Regions from separate parts of the Homo sapiens genome. Here region 2 is linked to region 1. A link is a loop called in an ENCODE intact Hi-C map of the cell type or tissue named here. Cell type or tissue: IMR-90. All regions are shown on one strand. Each heading gives the region's core, and the rest is flanking DNA. Links, peaks and the distances in the headings are about the cores only.

Region 1 (8,460 bases), core at 343-8,342:
TCACTTGTACGACATTTGGTGACTTGAGATCCACCGGTAAATACACTACAAATCTTGTCTTTAAAAAGCCATTTCAAAGGAGTAATAAAGAGGTTCTGTCACAGCATAATGTAAAGAAACTGAACACAGTACAGGATTCTGCACCGGTGCAAAATCGGAATGCATTCTTTGAGTACATTAAGATGCATTGAGTACATTAAATAATTTATATTTTTTAAAGAAATATCCATAGCCAAACCAAGAAGGAAAGTTTCTTTCTTTTTTGTGTGTGTGTGTATCTTTTTTAAAGTATGTGCAATTGAATCTATTAATTACCCTGAGAATTTTAGTTTATTCAGAAATCACGATAGTAATCATATGAATCAAAGGATGTTTTTCTGTCTTTGTAATGCAGTATTAGCTTCCATATTTCTTTGAGTGTATTTTAGAAAAATCATGTTTCTTTTGCAAAATGCCTGTTTTATTTATTTTTTAATTGTAAAATGATTACGTGTCTTATTTTAGATTGAATAGACAATTTTTTTTTTCTCTCAGTGTCTGCAGAATGCTTGGATTTTCTTCTACATCTCAAAGCTCTTTTAATTCACTGCTCACAACCAAATTTACATCTTAATTGCAGAGTTCACATTTAACAATATAGACAGCATAATGCTACTGGTAATTAAGCTTTTACTACCTGCTTTTATACAGTATTCTGAGGCACAGTTTTTGCTATGTGAGTTCTGATCTAGAAACTTTGTATGCATTTAGAACACAAATAAAAGGAATTAGGCCTATATCTTAGATATAGCTAAATACAAGGCAGTGAAATTGCTTTCTTCTGTGGGGGGACCAAATCATGTCTGTCATTTTTATATTCTGAATTTTAATGTGGCTGCTCTATTTTAGTGTTTTGGTTTTTTAAAGACCTAGAAAATTTGAGAGGGTTAAGGGAGTTGAGTCCTAATTTAGTGAATTTAACATACGATGAATATCTGAACTAATTTATTTTGATCTCAAAGATTATACTATTTCTATCATGTAGGACTTAAGATGTAAAAGGTTGATAAGCAGTAGAGCTGAATTATATCAAAATTGTGGGTTTTTCACTCTCCATAAGGTAGCAGTTATCTCTTTGCCATAAATAGCTGGTATCTATTCCAATGTACATTTGCTAGTATAAAAAAATCCTGTAGATTAAAATAGGACCTAAGCAAACTCTTTGTTATATGGAAATTAAAGACACGGTGTACACAATTGAAGGAGGAAAAAACACACTTGTCCTCTTATATCCTCCTTTTATTTTTATTTTTTTGAACACTTTTGATTGAGAATTCTTAGTTTTGTAAATTATTATCTGTTTGAAACTAGTTCTTATAGTGACCAGACTGTGTGATGGTTTATAAAATGTTTCTGGGTTGATTTTTTTAAAGCATATAGGGTGCCTTATGTATAGAAACAAATGTGTACACTGTGTTTTATTTGAAAGCAGGATGTTTTGGGTAAAATCATATATAAAATTATATGCCTCCTAGTTTGGAAGCTTGTATTGAAATATATACATATAATTAAGAATACTTTTAGTGCACTGTTTAGTAATGCTCTCCCTACAAAAAAAAAAAAAAATGCTGTCTTTATTTTGTCAAAATGCATCGAGAGAGATTTAATTCGCTATTTACCCCCACAGCCCTCAGACTCCCCACCCCTAAAACTGAAGAAGCCAATTTGTCCTGCGGCTGTTTACCGTTGTTTTGAAAAGCTATGCGTTGTATCTATATGTAAAGAGACAGTCGCAGGTATAGAAAGGTTTACACATATAATTTACTTAGGCATTCTTTCAAATTGTATTGTCACTATCTCCTCTTCTGTAGTTGTGTAAAACTGCATTCCACCTCAGAGATGACGATCCCAGTTCACATGCTCAAACAATTTAGAAGAATGCCTTTATTATTATTATTTTTAATGCCCAGCATACATCAGGAAAACAGGAAAAGACATGATTAGGAATACATGAGAAAGTACAGCACCAAATAAGCCGCGGCCCCCGGTGTAATAAAAACACAGACAACGGCAGGACAAACTTAATTCTCTACCTTCCGCAGAATCCTTTCCCAAATTAACTGAGAGTCTGCGTGAGTTCTCCTTTTCAAGGCAAAAGAGATCTTAGGTTAGAAATCAAAGGCAAATCCCTCCAGTGCTTAGAGAGTTAAGTTAGTTATGTTTCTTTTGTAGCTTCCCAGAAGAAAAAAAAAAGAAAGAGAGAGAAGGGAGGAAAAAAAATCAAACCCGAGAGTGTGTATTGGGAGCGTTTCAATCGCTCCCTTCTCCGCTCCCTTTTTCTCTGCCCACTCTCAGTTTCCAGCCCCCTTCGGCTCTCTGCACCCTGCCTACCTGCCTGGCTCCTCTCGCTCCGTGCAGCCTCCCGTCGCCTCCCTCCTGATTGGGCAGAGGCCCCCCAATCGGCTGCGCGGCTGGGCCGGTGGGACTGCATATGTAAAGCCCTACTTCATATTAATAAGCTCCAATCGGGGCTTTAAGTCCTTGATTAGGAGAGTGTGAGAGCTTTGGTCCCAACTGGCTGTGCCTATAGGCTTGTCACTAGGAGAACATTTGTGTTAATTGCACTGTGCTCTGTCAAGGAAACTTTGATTTATAGCTGGGGTGCACAAATAATGGTTGCCGGTCGCACATGGATTCGGTAGAACTTTGCCTTCCTGAATCTTTTTCCCTGCACTACGAGGAAGAGTAGGTACCTTTTTTCTTTCCTTTTTAAACTCGTCGTGGGGGTGCGGGGGTGGGGGCGGACAGACTATATCTTTACACACTGATTCAGGTAATGCCCTGGGTATTTTGTGTGCACGACTGCTTGTTTGTGTCTGTCTTGTGTCTTTTGTGTTGAGGGTGATCTCCTAATTCAGTAAGTCGAGAATTGTTCTCTGACTACAATGTTACCTTTGAGGCAAAGCTCAGTGACTGTCAGTAAAACAGCTGTGTGACAGTCACTTCTTATTCAGGTGCTAAGAATAGGCACTTGGCACAAATGCTTAGTGAACTGTTAAAATGCATCTTTTACTAGGACCCATTTTCCCAAGGAAAGATGTTTTAAAATACAATATTCAAAATGATTTATACTATTGAGGGCCTCTTATGTATTTGCAGTTTGACAGATATTTTCAGCTCCTTGTCATTTCTTACCGCGCAGAGTTAGAGGCAAAATTGCACATTTACTAATTCTCCTTCAGAGAACAATTTAAAAGCTAGCCCTATGCAATTCTGAGCTAGAATAATGTTATTTGCATGGTTAGCGTTAAGTCAGCACTTAACTGACAAATCAGTCCATTAAGTAACATGAGATTTTCACACATTATAAATATTTAAGGGGGGAAAAAAAACTAAAGAAGAAACAGTAGTGACTTTAAAATTTTCCCCTTAAATACTGCTCAGAGTGTGGATTTGTCTCGTTTGTTGTGTCCAGAAAATATAGAAAAGTACTTTCGTTCTTACAAGCAGTTTAATTAGTATTTATGGATATCTTTATGCACATGGAAATATATATTTAGATTACTAAAGGGGGGGGAGTGAGTAGGGGGTACGAGAAGTAAGTTAGGCATTTTTGTGTAAATGAGTAGGTGATAAACTTAATTTCAACCTACTGTTAAGATAAAATGTTAGTATATCACGAGAGCTGTCACTGGTTTATCTCCCTTTCTGTTGAGTCAGTTATATTGCTTTGCTTTCACATTACAGTAATACCAACTGTTATAATTCTGAAAAGAGTGCCCTTGGCAAACATTTCTCTCTATAGATTGTGAAGAAAATATCAAACTCTAGAAGATGAGGTAGTGCATTATAGGTAGATGTCCACTAGCTGTCCTTAGTGACTGCATATTGCATTGCTTTGTAATTAAGTAAGAGATGAAAAGTGACTTGCAGTCTCAGTGGCTGCTCCTGTATGTTTGAGCGTGAGTGTGAGTGTGTGTGTGTATGCACGCTCACACATGCACATCCACCCACATCCATGCTCACACAGGGAATATTAGCCAAGAGATGGATTTAGGAGGAACTGAAAGATTATAAGGCTGTGCTTGCATCAGTTTGAAACACTCAAGGGAAGAAACAACCTTAAGATGTGTAAAAATAAAAATGAAAAATAAACAAAGGTAAGACTGCCCGCTCAAGTGTAGTTTGAAGGTTAGTGTACTTCGGGCTGTAGAATTGGAGAGTTTAAGACGTCTTCGTGTCAGGAAGAATGTCTTATCCAAGCACGCCCAGATTCTGAACTTTCTCTTGTAAATAAATAAAGAAAACAAACTTTAAAAATCCCCCAGAGGCTTCTTTTTGAAGTAGTTTCCTTGAATTTAACTTCTTATAGCTAATTTGAATAATTCGTTTAGATAAGCCTCTTAAAGCAGATGCATTTAAATGAAGTCAAGGCACATGTCCTTTTGGCTTTGGCGCAAGATTCAAACTAGCTTTCTTTTGGGCTCAATTAAAAGTCATCTTTAAAAAATACAGATTTATTGTCTGGATGCAGTTCTGATGGTTACGTGGTTCACTGGACAGACAGAAAGATCTAACGCTAAGCAACGCATCTGCCTCTCTGTCTCAATTAATAAACCACAGAATTTATACATGCTATTAATATTCATAGTAATTGTACCGGGTTAAACCCCATCACGTGTGTGTATACACAGAAATGAAACCAGAGTTATACAGTTTTAGGGGCAAATATTGGACAGTTTCTGCTTTGGAGGCTGTTAAAAAGATTCATACCATTTATTGACCACCATTAAGAGAGCTTAAAATGTTAACCTCTAACTATGTATTTTTTTATTTTAGGAAATGTGCCAGCACATTAAAGAACATAATACTTGAAAGCTTGTTTCACATTTAATAGCAGTAATAGCTGATAGCATAAATAGATGAAAATAATATATCTGCTCATTTTGACATATGTGTCAGTCTAATCATTCTAAATGAGTGTGCTCATCACATGAATCCCTTTCAACCTCTGATTAAAATGTAACATTGACTACAGGATTATAGAGCGGACTTAATTTTACTGACTGTTTTAACAGTTGTCACAGCTGTTGGAAGAAGGAAAGGCAACTGAAACACTCCAAAACAGACAAGGCGAGGAGGGAACAGTTTAGTAAATTTCAGCCTGATCACTGAAGTCCAGACATTGAAAATTTAAGTTTCGTGTTTTAAGATTCGTGTTTGGAGCTACACAAGTTTTATTTTGTATGTTTCACTCTTTCTGTTTCAGGGTTTTCATGTTTTTTCTTTTTCTCATCTCTTCTTTTTAAAATCTATACTAATTAAAAAACAAGACAATCCCAAAGTAATTCCATAATGTCAAATTATAGGTGATAAAATAGGCAGAAAGAAAAAATTTATACAGTAACAGTAACAACAACAAAAAAGCCGAGATCAGAGGGGATGCCTTTTTTTTAGGGAATGATAAGAGCTTGGCCAAGTCACTTTAGATGTGATATTATTTGAGAACTCTGAACAGACACTTTAAGTTTATTTTTTCAAGTAAGAATACTTAAACTCTAGACTTGGAGCTCACATGACTTTTCTTCATGTTTTGTTTTTTATTTTTTTTCCCTACAATCTTGAAAACACCTGCAGCCTTAAAGGTATGTGGTGTTGGTGGAGTTTTCAGATGATTTCTCTGTAAACTGCTTGAAGTGACAATCAGCTGCAATTAGTTGTGAGCATTCTTGAGCTGTAGTTTTGTAACCTTGCCCATTACATTACTAAAGTGAGCGGATTAATTCTATTTTCCTAAAAATTAAGTAATCATTGTACATGTTCCAAACTATATATAGTTGAAATGGCCAGATGACTAGTATTATGTAACATATGATTTTCTCCTTGAAGTAAACAACAAAAAAACAACTGTTCCTGAGTTAATGAAATATATATTGAATGGGAGTGGTGGATAAATGATGGGTACCCCATGTTCCACTAGCCCTTTGTGTCAGGGTATTTATGTATTACCCTATACACATTTGGTGGTAAGTTTAAAAATCCCTTTTTTATAGAAAGGACTAAGAAACAGCTTTCATTTCCTGGGCAGAGCTAAGGGTGATGGTGTTGGCTATTTCTTCTTACAGTGATGGTTTCTCATCTTAATGTGTTTATGGCACTGCTGCTTTATTTACTGAGCCTAGTGTGTTGCAGCGGTAATTAACCCATGTTATTAGCAAAGCCCTTGTGGATATCCATTAATTCTCTTGCATGGATGATCATTTTTCTAGTGTTTTCCCCAAATAAGGTATCATTGTTCTGTTTTTTTCCCTAAATTGACGGCATTTGATATATTTCTTTGATTTAATCTGACCTGTAATATATATTGGTCATTTTATAAAGAATAATAATTAACTCAGCTTTTAAAAATGCTAATAGAAGCAGGAGGAAAGATTTTTTTGTTGTTGTTCTTTTTAAAGTGAAAAAAGAAAAGAAAAGAAGGTTTAAAAATAATGCAGGAAATCAGCTTTAACTCTAAATTTTTCAGATCTTACAATTTATAACAATTTATATCTTTGAGGTATTTTAATCAGTTTTTTTCTTACTTAGTTAATAACACTTCAGGCATTTTTGTAAAATATTGAGCCAGCAGAAAAATACTTGTGCTTCCTGGCTGAGAAAAGATAAGGACCATCTCATTAGCCGGGCCATACTTTTGCAATTAATTTTAGATACCTGGTGCTATTCATCAAAGAAGGAAGCTAACTTCTCTATGATTCTATTTAACAATACTTTTGCAATACCTCACTCCTGCAAGAATTACAGACAAAGAAGAAGCCATTCTTTTGGAAGGTAGGCATAATGCCCAATCTCAAGTCCGTATCACTTACGAAAAATTCCTCAACATTTGTTTTAGCTCAATGACTAAAGAAAATATTTCTCTGTCTTACTTGTAAAGTGATGTTAAGCACTGAAGGTTTTGCTTTGTATTATTTTATAAAATAAATTATATGCTGATGAGAGATACTTTTTCATACAAATGGCAATTAATAGCAATGATTTCTATTAAACCAATTAATATCAAATAAACTTTTTAGCATCACTTATCCAGCTTTTAGAAATAAGAGGAGAGGATCTGAGGGATCTCAGTAGAACTTTAGAGTCATTGCAGCAGATAAGCTTTGCTCTGAATTTTGCTTCATAGCAAATTCATGGAAGAGAGAAACAATACAATGTTGATCTATTATAAGTGCGTATGAGCTCCGGCCCTAGCCAGCTCTCTGGAGAAAATCTTTGATTACACTGGCCCAGTTTGTTCCATTTTTATCTCTTTTACATCCACTGGCATTGTATTAAATTGTCATGTCCTAAAGCACAACAGATAGAATGAATTGCAGTTCTCTACATTCTCTGACAGTGAGATATTTAGCCTCTCTTTCTCCAATCATACTTATGTGTATATTTGATAGTGCAAGGATGACACCAAGCATCTCTGCTGCTTGACAATCTTTCCATTGCATTTTGTATGTTTTTGTCATTGATTTTTTTGATAGCCATGTATATGTGGATATACATGAACTATACTATTATTAATAAATAAATACACACATGGTACTTTAAAACTCAAAGCAGTCGATAGGATACCCAGGAGTATATTTGTGTGCATGTATAGTATGCATGTGAAATATGCATGTATGTGGGAAGAGGTAATGTATACGTAGATTATAGGTATGCTGCTAAAAGTATTCATGTACATTTATATAATAAAGTAGATCTCAAGTATTATTCTAATCAGTTAGTTGCCAGTTAAATTTGCCAGGCATGATTTTAACCTGGAATTGGTATTTCAGGTATTTACAGATCTGATTTTAATCTGAGTTTACTTAACTACTGTGTGTTAGACAGGTAACAGGTAACCTAGTAAGTCAATTTGTTTCTGATTTTAGAATTTTCACATTATTGTTATTCATGTATTCAGTATCTGGAAATCATAAATAATTTGTAAAATAGGAAAGAAACTACTGATATTAAATGTATAATTTAATGGTTTGGGCCCATATCCAAGAAACAATTTTGAATTAGCTCTTGGCTACATTCTTTTCTTACACAATTGGGCCTGACAAATACATCTTAATGTAAAGCATGATAGCTTTCAAACAAATGCAAAATATGAATTTCCTTTATCTGTACTACATAAACATATCATTTGCTCTTTTTCTAAAAGCAAATATATAAAACTATAAGTATTATATTTCTATAAAGTACATTATAGATTTCAGAATTATTTAATTTTATTCTAAGAGGTAAGTTTAGAAGTCTGTGAATTTACTTAGTAAATGACTGTTGAGAGAAAGCACTTATGCAATTGCTTTTTCTATTCTAATTCTTGTTCTAATTCATGTTCTTTTTAAAATTCCTAGATTCATTGCCTACCTTTATTTATTTGCATAACATTTTAACAAATTTACTGCTATTGTGTTTTTAAAAAAATTCTGCTAACCG
Region 2 (8,460 bases), core at 226-8,225, 120 kb after region 1:
TGGCCTAGTTCTGCACTGTGTGTTTCTTTACAGTCACAGCCTCATTGTACACACATATTCATACCTCCCACTCATATAAGCATCTCCCCCTCCCTCCTTCCATCCACCTGTCCATCTGGTAATGAGCCAAAGAAGCCCTAAAGCTAGGCAGAGGGCTAGAGTTTCAATATATTTCAAAGATAATTCATCCTACACAAAAATGTTACAGTGTATTTGGTGAAAAATGATGATATACTTTGTGGTTTTAAGTTAAAAAGGTCAAGAATGCATGTTTAGATCAAGGAACAACAGGCAAATATTTTAGATGGTACAGGCCAAGGAAAAGAATGTATGCAGGGTGGTTAGGGCGTGAATGCTAGGTATTAGCAACAGATTATTGGATCAAGAAAGTGACCCAATCCCATTCTAATGTCATAGGATGCACTTTTATGGAAAGGTCACTGTTTTTTAGAGATGAGGTTGATGATCCATTTATGAAAGCTCTCTTAAGCCTATATGCCCCTTATTAAGCTATTGTCTCTCAGCTCTAAACCTGCTCTTCTTTGTGATATGGGGGGCTGGGATTCAGGACACTAGGAGAGAGAAAGAATTGTATCCTTGTGTCTGTTTCCTATTAACTTGTTCCTGACAGTGCCACTCTATTAAAGACCCATTGCCCTGACATTGACAGTTGGCACAGTTTCTAGCTTTCTGTGACACTCTCAGATGAAGCCCCATTGTGCACTTGGGAAAGCCGAGCACTGGCCACTGGCTTTGACTCCTCTGATACCAGTCTCAGTCCAACAGGCCCTCTTCACTGAGCTTCTAGATTCTGATGTGCCGAACACTTCCTTTTATTCCCACAATTTCCAGAGGCAGTAGTTGCTTCCTGTAGTTACAATCCCTGTTCAGTTTTTGCTCCTGTAATTCTCCAACACCCTTTGGACCAAAGTTTTCATATTGAATTCTCCCTGTTGAAGTGCCTACTGTGGTTTCCGATTCACTGTCTGGACTCTAACACAGGTGGAACCGCAGTTTCCTAATTTTATGTACACTCTTTCTTTTAATGTCACGCCCTCATTTCCTCACAGGATGCTAGAATGTGTGACTAGGGTGTGATGGCATAAGTTAAACAATTTTTCTTTCCTTTTTTTTTTTTTTTTTGTTTTTTTGTTTTTTTTGATTCAGAGTCTCTGTCGCCCAGGCTGGAGTGTAATGGCACCATCTAGGTTCTCTGCAACCTCCGCCTCCTGGGTTCAAGTGATTCTCATGTCTCATCTCATCCCGCCGAGTAGCTGGGATTACAAGTATGCACCAACATGCCTGGCTAATTTTGTATTTTTAGTAGAGACGTGGTTTCCCCATGTTGGCCAGGCTGGTCTTGAACTCCTGGCCTCAAGTGATCCACCTGCCTCGGCCTCCCAAAGTCCTGGGATTATAGGCGTGAGCCACGGTGCCCGGCTGATTTTTCTGTCTTCTTTAATGGGAATCTCCAAGTTTTATAGAATGGCTTGAAAATTACTGAGGTCAGTGAATAACTGTCTTTGGTTTTTTATCTTTTGCTTATGTCTCCGACTTAAACTGATCTGCAATGAAAGCTCTTTTGTAGAATATTCACAGGGTCTTTAGCATTCAATAGTGTCTTTTTTTCTGGTGAGGATTAAGTACAAATCTTTCCACATCTAGCTAAGTCAAACCAGATAAGGCAGATAGGTAAAGTTATAACAAATATTTGCATGCTACTTCAATGAAAGTTAGGGTCAGTTCACAGATTGTATCAGTCTTTTGGAGAATGGATGCCTGAGATAATTTTGAAAAATTTTGTGTAGAACATGGGCTTTGAGTTATATTTTAAAATAAGGAGTTTATTGTTAAAAAAATAAGAGGGAATGCTAATGAAAATGAAATATTTTTAAGCTACATAGATTAATTTCATTCAAAAATGTCATTTCAGCATCTTTAATCATTAAAATGGGATTTTTTGTAATATCAAATATAAAATCAAGAAAATTAATGTGGTATTCTGATCAGTGTAGATAGCAACTAAATTCAGTAATTCAAGTAAAAAGATAATGCTTTAAGATCTCTATTATTAGATTTTGCTATCTATAGCAATTGAATTAAAAGAGTCTCTCCATCTATATAGATGGGGCTATATAGATGTAGTTTAACACTAAGTTATAATACAGCTGAAAAACTGTTTTGTCTTAGTTTTCTTCATGTAGACAATGAAAACAATGTCAGATTATTGATCAAGTATTAATTTAAAGACTAAATTAATTTATAGCCAATTTGCATTTATTTTCTGAACATTGAGCTTGTGGAAAATCATTTCAGTGTTCGGTTAAACTGTGAAGATGTTGCTTGGCTAGGCAATTCATTGTATCATTATTTTGAAAACATAGTTCATAGTAATATATAGTGTATGTCAGGGAAATTCTTGTGAAATTTTAGAATAATCCTTGCAGATCTTCTCTCCGCTGCACAATCACCAATCCACTTGGGAACATTTAACTCAGAATAGATAATCCGGGGAGCTTGGTGTTAAAATGGCCAAAGTGTTCCAGGTCAGGCTGGGGATTAAACTGACACAATAGTTCATGGAAAAATTCTATTAGCACCTGTTACAGTTGGCCCTAGTTCTGATTTTCTTATCTCAGTCTTATTGTTTGAAAAATGTAAAGAAACAGATTATACTTGGTATTGATGAATCTTTGCCTTCACAAACAACATTTTATTTTTCGCATTATGTTTTGTATCAAAAGCTTGTTACATGTATGTACCTAGAACAGTCACAAAGTCTTTCAGGCTCATGACAAGTGAGGGTGTGTGACCCTTTAGCCTCTTCTAGTAAATGTAATGGAAGAGGAACCATGTACAACATAGTTACTCCTCAGTGATTCTACAAAATCCCTGAAAATTTTGAAAGCTGCCTTTACTACGGCACTTTCTTTGCTAATGGGGATAATACCCCTAACTGTGTGTGATATAACAACTATATTTAAAATTGAGGAATTTAAGTAGAACACAGAAAGGCTAGGATTTACTCAGACATTCCATACATTTTTATCCAATGCTTATTTCCTAGCTGTGTGATCTTGGGCAAGTCATTCAACCATTTTAAGCCTTCACTTTGTTGTTGTTAATTAAGAGGATTTTAATAACGCTCCCAAAGGCCCTATCGGTTGTAGGGCTTTGAATGGATTTCAGTGTTTAAAGATAAGTAGGGTACTTTTTAAAAATTCCAGAATGTTACAAAGTATATTATAGAAAGCCTGGCAGATAACCAATAATAATTAAGGAGCTATAAACATAATACTCTTTTTTGAACTTGATGCAAGCCCCTTCATCTATGCCTTTATTTCTCTTTCTAAATCTTAAGTAACATCTGCCTCCTGTTGTGATTAATGAAATAATATTCCAACTTGTGGGCAAGAGGGGAGTGGGTCCAACAGCTCTTGCAAGGGACCTGGGAAATACGCCACTGAAAAGAACGCAACTTGTACGAAATAGGTAAATCCCAAAGCCACCACATTTCTGCCCTGATTAAGGGCACCCCCTTGCTTATTCACTTTGAAGTCTTCTTCCTCTGTCATAACCAAGACAACTCGCGACAAGGAATCCTCTTCAGGAAATGTGTTAAGTCTTATCCGCACTTGTGTCTCTGATGCGCTCCCTCCAGCTTTCTTTTCTAGGATGCTTGGAGCCCCCCTCCTTCGCGGCGTTGGAGCGGGCTTTGGTTTCTGTTTGAAGCCCGGCGTCGGCTCCGGACGCGCGCAGCGCCCTCCGCGGTGGCTCCCAGGAAGTCCCTGGGAGTCTGCGGAGGGAGCCCCTGGGAGGCCCAGGGGTGGGCGCGGTCCGACGGCCGGGTGTCCTTCACGGGGCGTCCTTTCCACCCAGCTGTCCATGGAGCGAGCAGAGCCCCTGGCCGAGCGCCCGCCCGGGAGCCCGGGGCAGCCTGCGGGTGGCAGTGGGCAGGAGCCCGCGTTCCAAGCCGGCCTTGCTCCCCAACCCGCTGCTGCCGCCCGCGCTGCCGGGCTTCCTAGGCCTCCGCGAGGGCCTCAGCAACCCACGGGAGCCCAATCCAGGCAGAGAACCGGGGAGGAACGCCGAAGCAGCTCTTTCTCCCTCATAATTTGAGATGCTATTTTATCATCAACAGTCTGTGTTCAGACAGGAAAGATTGGGCTGAATAAATGTGTCCGGGAAACAGGATGCAGCCTGCGTCCAACCAGAGCGCGGCGGTTGTGTCCTGTGACCCGCTGTGAGGCTGATCATTCTGCATTGTTTACTCTTGTGCGTACATTTCAAAACACGGAATTACATCCGGAAATCTGGGTGAAAACGACATGGTCCCTAATTGTAAAGTTTTTTCACAGGACTTCAGATAAATGCAGTCATCTGTATACCTCAAGAGTGGATTTATTTATTTGGGATTTTTTTTTAAGACTTTATTTTTAAAATAACTAATGGGTACTAGGCTTAATACCTGGGTGATGAAATAACCTGCACAGCAAACCCACATGACACAATTTTACCCATGGAACAAGCTGCACATGTACCCCTGAACTTAAAAGTTAAAAAACAAAACAAAACAAAAACCCAGCACTTTTAGGCTGACAGCAAAATTGAGCAAAAAGTACAGAGTTAATATCCCCTGACCCGCCCCCCTTCATCCATACCCTCCCTCATTATCAACATTTCCCAGTAGACTGGTACATTTGTTAACAATCGATGAATCCGCATGGATACGTCATTATTACCCAAAGAAGTCCATAGTTTATGTGGGGGTTCACTCTTGGTGTTATACATTCTGTGGGTTTTGACAAATGTATAATGACACGTATCTACCATTATAGTATTACATAGAATGGTTTCAGTGTCCTAAAAATCCTCTCTGCTCTGCCTAGTCACCCTTCCCTTCCCCAACCCCCGGCCAAAATGGATTTAAAAGAAAAATAACGTATCAGACCAGAAGTTTCTCCCTAATTAGTTGCTTGTTTTCCTCATGGACTGCTTCCGGCTCCTAGAGAAGACATCATAGCATGAAGCATTCTTGCACGGTTTAGGTTTTGTTAACAGGGGCTATTAGTGTGTGTGACTTCTTAATCCCCCTTCTGCTGAGGGGCATCTCCAGCCCAGTTTTAATTAACAGGGAAATGCTCATATTATTTTGGTACACTGATTATAGGCGAAGCCTAAGTGGAAGTCACTTTGGTGTCCCAAGGGATTTCCGTGTTAAAAATGCATAGGGTACCTTTTTCTTCTCTTTCTTTTTTTTTTTTTCCTGTTAATTCTCCTCCTCCATGAACTCCAGATAAGCAGCAGGCCCGAGCCAGATTTCATTACTATCACGCACTCTTCATGGTCATCTTTTAATATTTGAAAGGATCATTTGTTAACTGGAAATGGTCAATTTTTTTTTCTTTGGCTTTTGAAATATAATTTTCAATTTTTAATTTGATTCATTTAGATGAAATCATTAATCAGGGTTGAAACTGAGTTAATTTTCTGGAAAATAAATGAGGTTGTTAGAGTGAACATTATTAAGTGGGCTCTTTGTAAGAAAGGGATAATAGCTGAAAATATGGAATACTTGGAGAACTGTAGCACTTGGGTAAAAATCGAAAGGATTTTTTTTCCTTGTTAAGTGGAATAATTCATTTTCAAAATTAGATCAGAGGATTTTTAGCATTAAGCATAATAAACACCCCATTAATTATATTAGAAATTGTAAATAGCAAAGCTTCAAGAAATTGTAAGGAAAGTACACTGTGTAAAGTTCTTCTTGTTGTGAGATGTTAGGACATATACTTTCTGATGTGGTTTTACTTTTTCTTTTGAAATGACTTGTGAACCAGTACTAGCTTTGGTATATTTCATCTCTTGTGTCTCTGGTTAAATTTTCAAGATCTTTAATTGTGGGTTGATTATAAAATAAATCAGAAAAAATTTATTGGAACCCCCTATGAATATCTAAACCTCTAATATTTTTCATTTTCTGACACTTTGCAATCTGATTTGCAACCAATCTCCTTCAGATAATCTTCTTTTTTAACTACATGTACCATACCCATAACTTCACCTAAGTTCCCAGATCCCTCTTGCACTCAAGCATTCAATTTATAACATATTATTTTAAATATTGATTATTTAATATTTCTTTCTATAGGTATGTTTTCTTCCTTACCTAGATTTCAAAAGCTTTGAGTGTCAGAATTGTGTCTTTGTATACCATATGCTCTTCTCTGCACACAGTAGGCATTAAATTAATTCTTTTTGACTGACTGACTCAGTGAATTATGGGAAACTGATGAGGTATACAAATAGCTTAGAAGCAAACCCAGATCCCAGACCATATCAAGCCTCTTTTTTTTTTCCAGCCAAACCTGGATCAAGTTTTAGCCATTAAAGAAGAAAGCATATTTCACTGACTTGCTGTGAGAGCACAGCATGACTTTAAGTGATTAGGATGGTGAGCAAAATACCCTTCCCAAGAAAACAAAGAAAGCTGAGATTTGGCCAGACATCCAGCCACCTCAATTCACCATTTAAGTAAGATGCAGGTCACTGGAGAATTCCCTGCTCATTGTTGCTTCTAATTGTTGCCTCCATTTTTTCATTTCTTACAGTCTCACAAGGTGGGTTGTTCCATATGAACAATTTCTTTCAGCGATTTTTGTTGAATATTCTATATAGAGAAGTTCCCATTAATGCAGTTCAAGAGATTTTTATTGGCACTCCCACAAATGCCACATCTATTTGCAGATACATGTAGCAGCCACAGTCCACTCAGCCACCAGAGGTTCCAAGCTAAACCTGCTTAGAGCTTAAATTTAGCTGGCAGGATGAATTGCACCATAGATTCAACCTGTCTATGTGTTTCTCTACAGTTTTTCTATTCACAGTTCTATATTTCCTATAAAACAATATAAATGGAGGATTAAATTGAACTATTGGTCTTTAGAAGTCAACATGTATCTCAAAGATGCCCTTCCATTCCTTGATCTTGGTAAGTTAATATGTATGAAGTATTCAGGGCAGTGAATGTTCCACAATATACATTTAATAAATGTAAATTATTGTTATTATTATTCACTGAAACAATAAAGAAGGGAAAAGCCTATATGGGTTGATAGGTATACTGTGGAATATTGTATGTGAATGTGGATGTACATATGTGTCACCCTTCACACTGTAGGTTGAATGAAGGTCTTTCTAAAATACGAGTATGATCAAGTCACTCATTTTCTGTCCCCTTCATTTATCCACACTACGTCACTCCTTAAATCCATCAGTGGCTCTAGAAGTATTATAAGCTGAAATCTCCATTTCATTGAGTGATTTCTCAGGATCTACAGGACCAAGTCCCTTCATACATTTCACATTTTGTAGTATCTCAGTTATCAGTAATCCACATTTCCAAATCAGCACTGTCAAATAGAACTTTCTGCAGTTATGGGAGTGTTCCATGATTCCACTGTCTAATATGATAGTCACTGACAACATGTGACTGGGAAGCATTTGAAATACAGCTAGGGTACCTGAGTAGCAGCATTTGAAATTTTATTTTATTTTAATTAAGTTACATAACACATGTTAGAAAACACAGTTCCAAATCCTGCTTTTTCCTGCTTTTCTGCCACAGCTGTTCTCTGTGACTGAAATATCCTTCCATCTTCTTCATGCACAGACACCTTCGCAACTCAACACAGTGATGCCCAAGTTCCTTCTTTGACCTCTCCAGAAAGAGTTCAGTTTTCTTTCTTATACTCCTTCTAGGGTCTAGCCCATGCTTTTATTAAAATGCAAGCATTATACGGCTGTAATTATTTTCCTGTGTACCGGCCTGACTGTGACAGTGAGCCCTGGAAAGAATGCTCTGGTATTGTCTCATGCCTAGCACAGTGCCTGGTGCGTAATAAGCACATTGTACACATTTGAATAAATGGAATTGGGTGACTATAATGAGGCCAACAGGTAAAGCCAATTTCTCTTAGCTGTAATAGACAATTAAATGTGGGTAAATGTGGGTTCTGTTTATTACTATTATTGTTATTATTATTATTGGATAGGGAAATTTTAAACATTTAAAAAGGATAACAGAAACTCCTGTAGTTGGTCAGCAGCTCTTACCTGTATCACAAACATGGTAGATCTCCAAAGGGCCAAAAAAACCCAATATATATTTTTAATTAATTAACCTGCCCCCTCTGGTATTTACAATACATTTAACACTAGGAATTGTATAGCCTTAGTACTCAGGATGCCATGGCCAGATCAGATTTGGCCCAAGTCATATTGTAGACAGATGCAAACATATGCCACTGATTGCAAAAAAATTAAATTTAGTTACTGTTTGGACGAGGAAGCCTAAGCTGGGATTCACTTATTTCGAAATTGACTGCATTGTAATGGTTTAGCCATCTGTCCCACATGTGAAACGTTCAGCTCACATATACTTGGAGCATTGATATTGGC

The links. Hi-C counts contacts between places; a loop is a spot of excess contacts. Peaks named below come from ENCODE experiments on the same cell type or tissue, not always from the same donor. Only the 100,000 strongest peaks of a DNase experiment are listed, where the experiment ranks them.
Region 2: it touches region 1 in a loop (2.0-fold over the local background); 16 of 110 quality-filtered maps call a loop at or near these places.

Annotation. Positions count from the first base shown.
Region 1 is chr1:216,717,508-216,725,967 of GRCh38, reverse strand. It overlaps ESRRG (estrogen related receptor gamma), which reads left to right and starts at 2,539. Exons shown (of 7, transcript NM_001438.4): 1 at 2,539-2,724. The coding sequence starts at 2,669. In IMR-90, for the core only: no CTCF peak of the experiment used is centred there; no DNase peak of the experiment used is centred there; H3K4me3 peaks cover 1,350 bases.
Region 2 is chr1:216,596,629-216,605,088 of GRCh38, reverse strand. The region is part of intron 3 of ESRRG (estrogen related receptor gamma); the gene reads left to right. Among named protein-coding and RNA genes, the nearest start is that of ESRRG, 120 kb to the left of the region's middle. RefSeq lists enhancers at 3,590-3,689, 4,070-4,169, 4,015-4,583, 6,125-6,852 and a silencer at 3,790-3,969. In IMR-90, for the core only: a CTCF peak has its summit at 3,758; DNase peaks (open chromatin) are centred at 3,748 and 4,218; H3K4me3 peaks cover 1,140 bases; H3K27ac peaks cover 1,040 bases.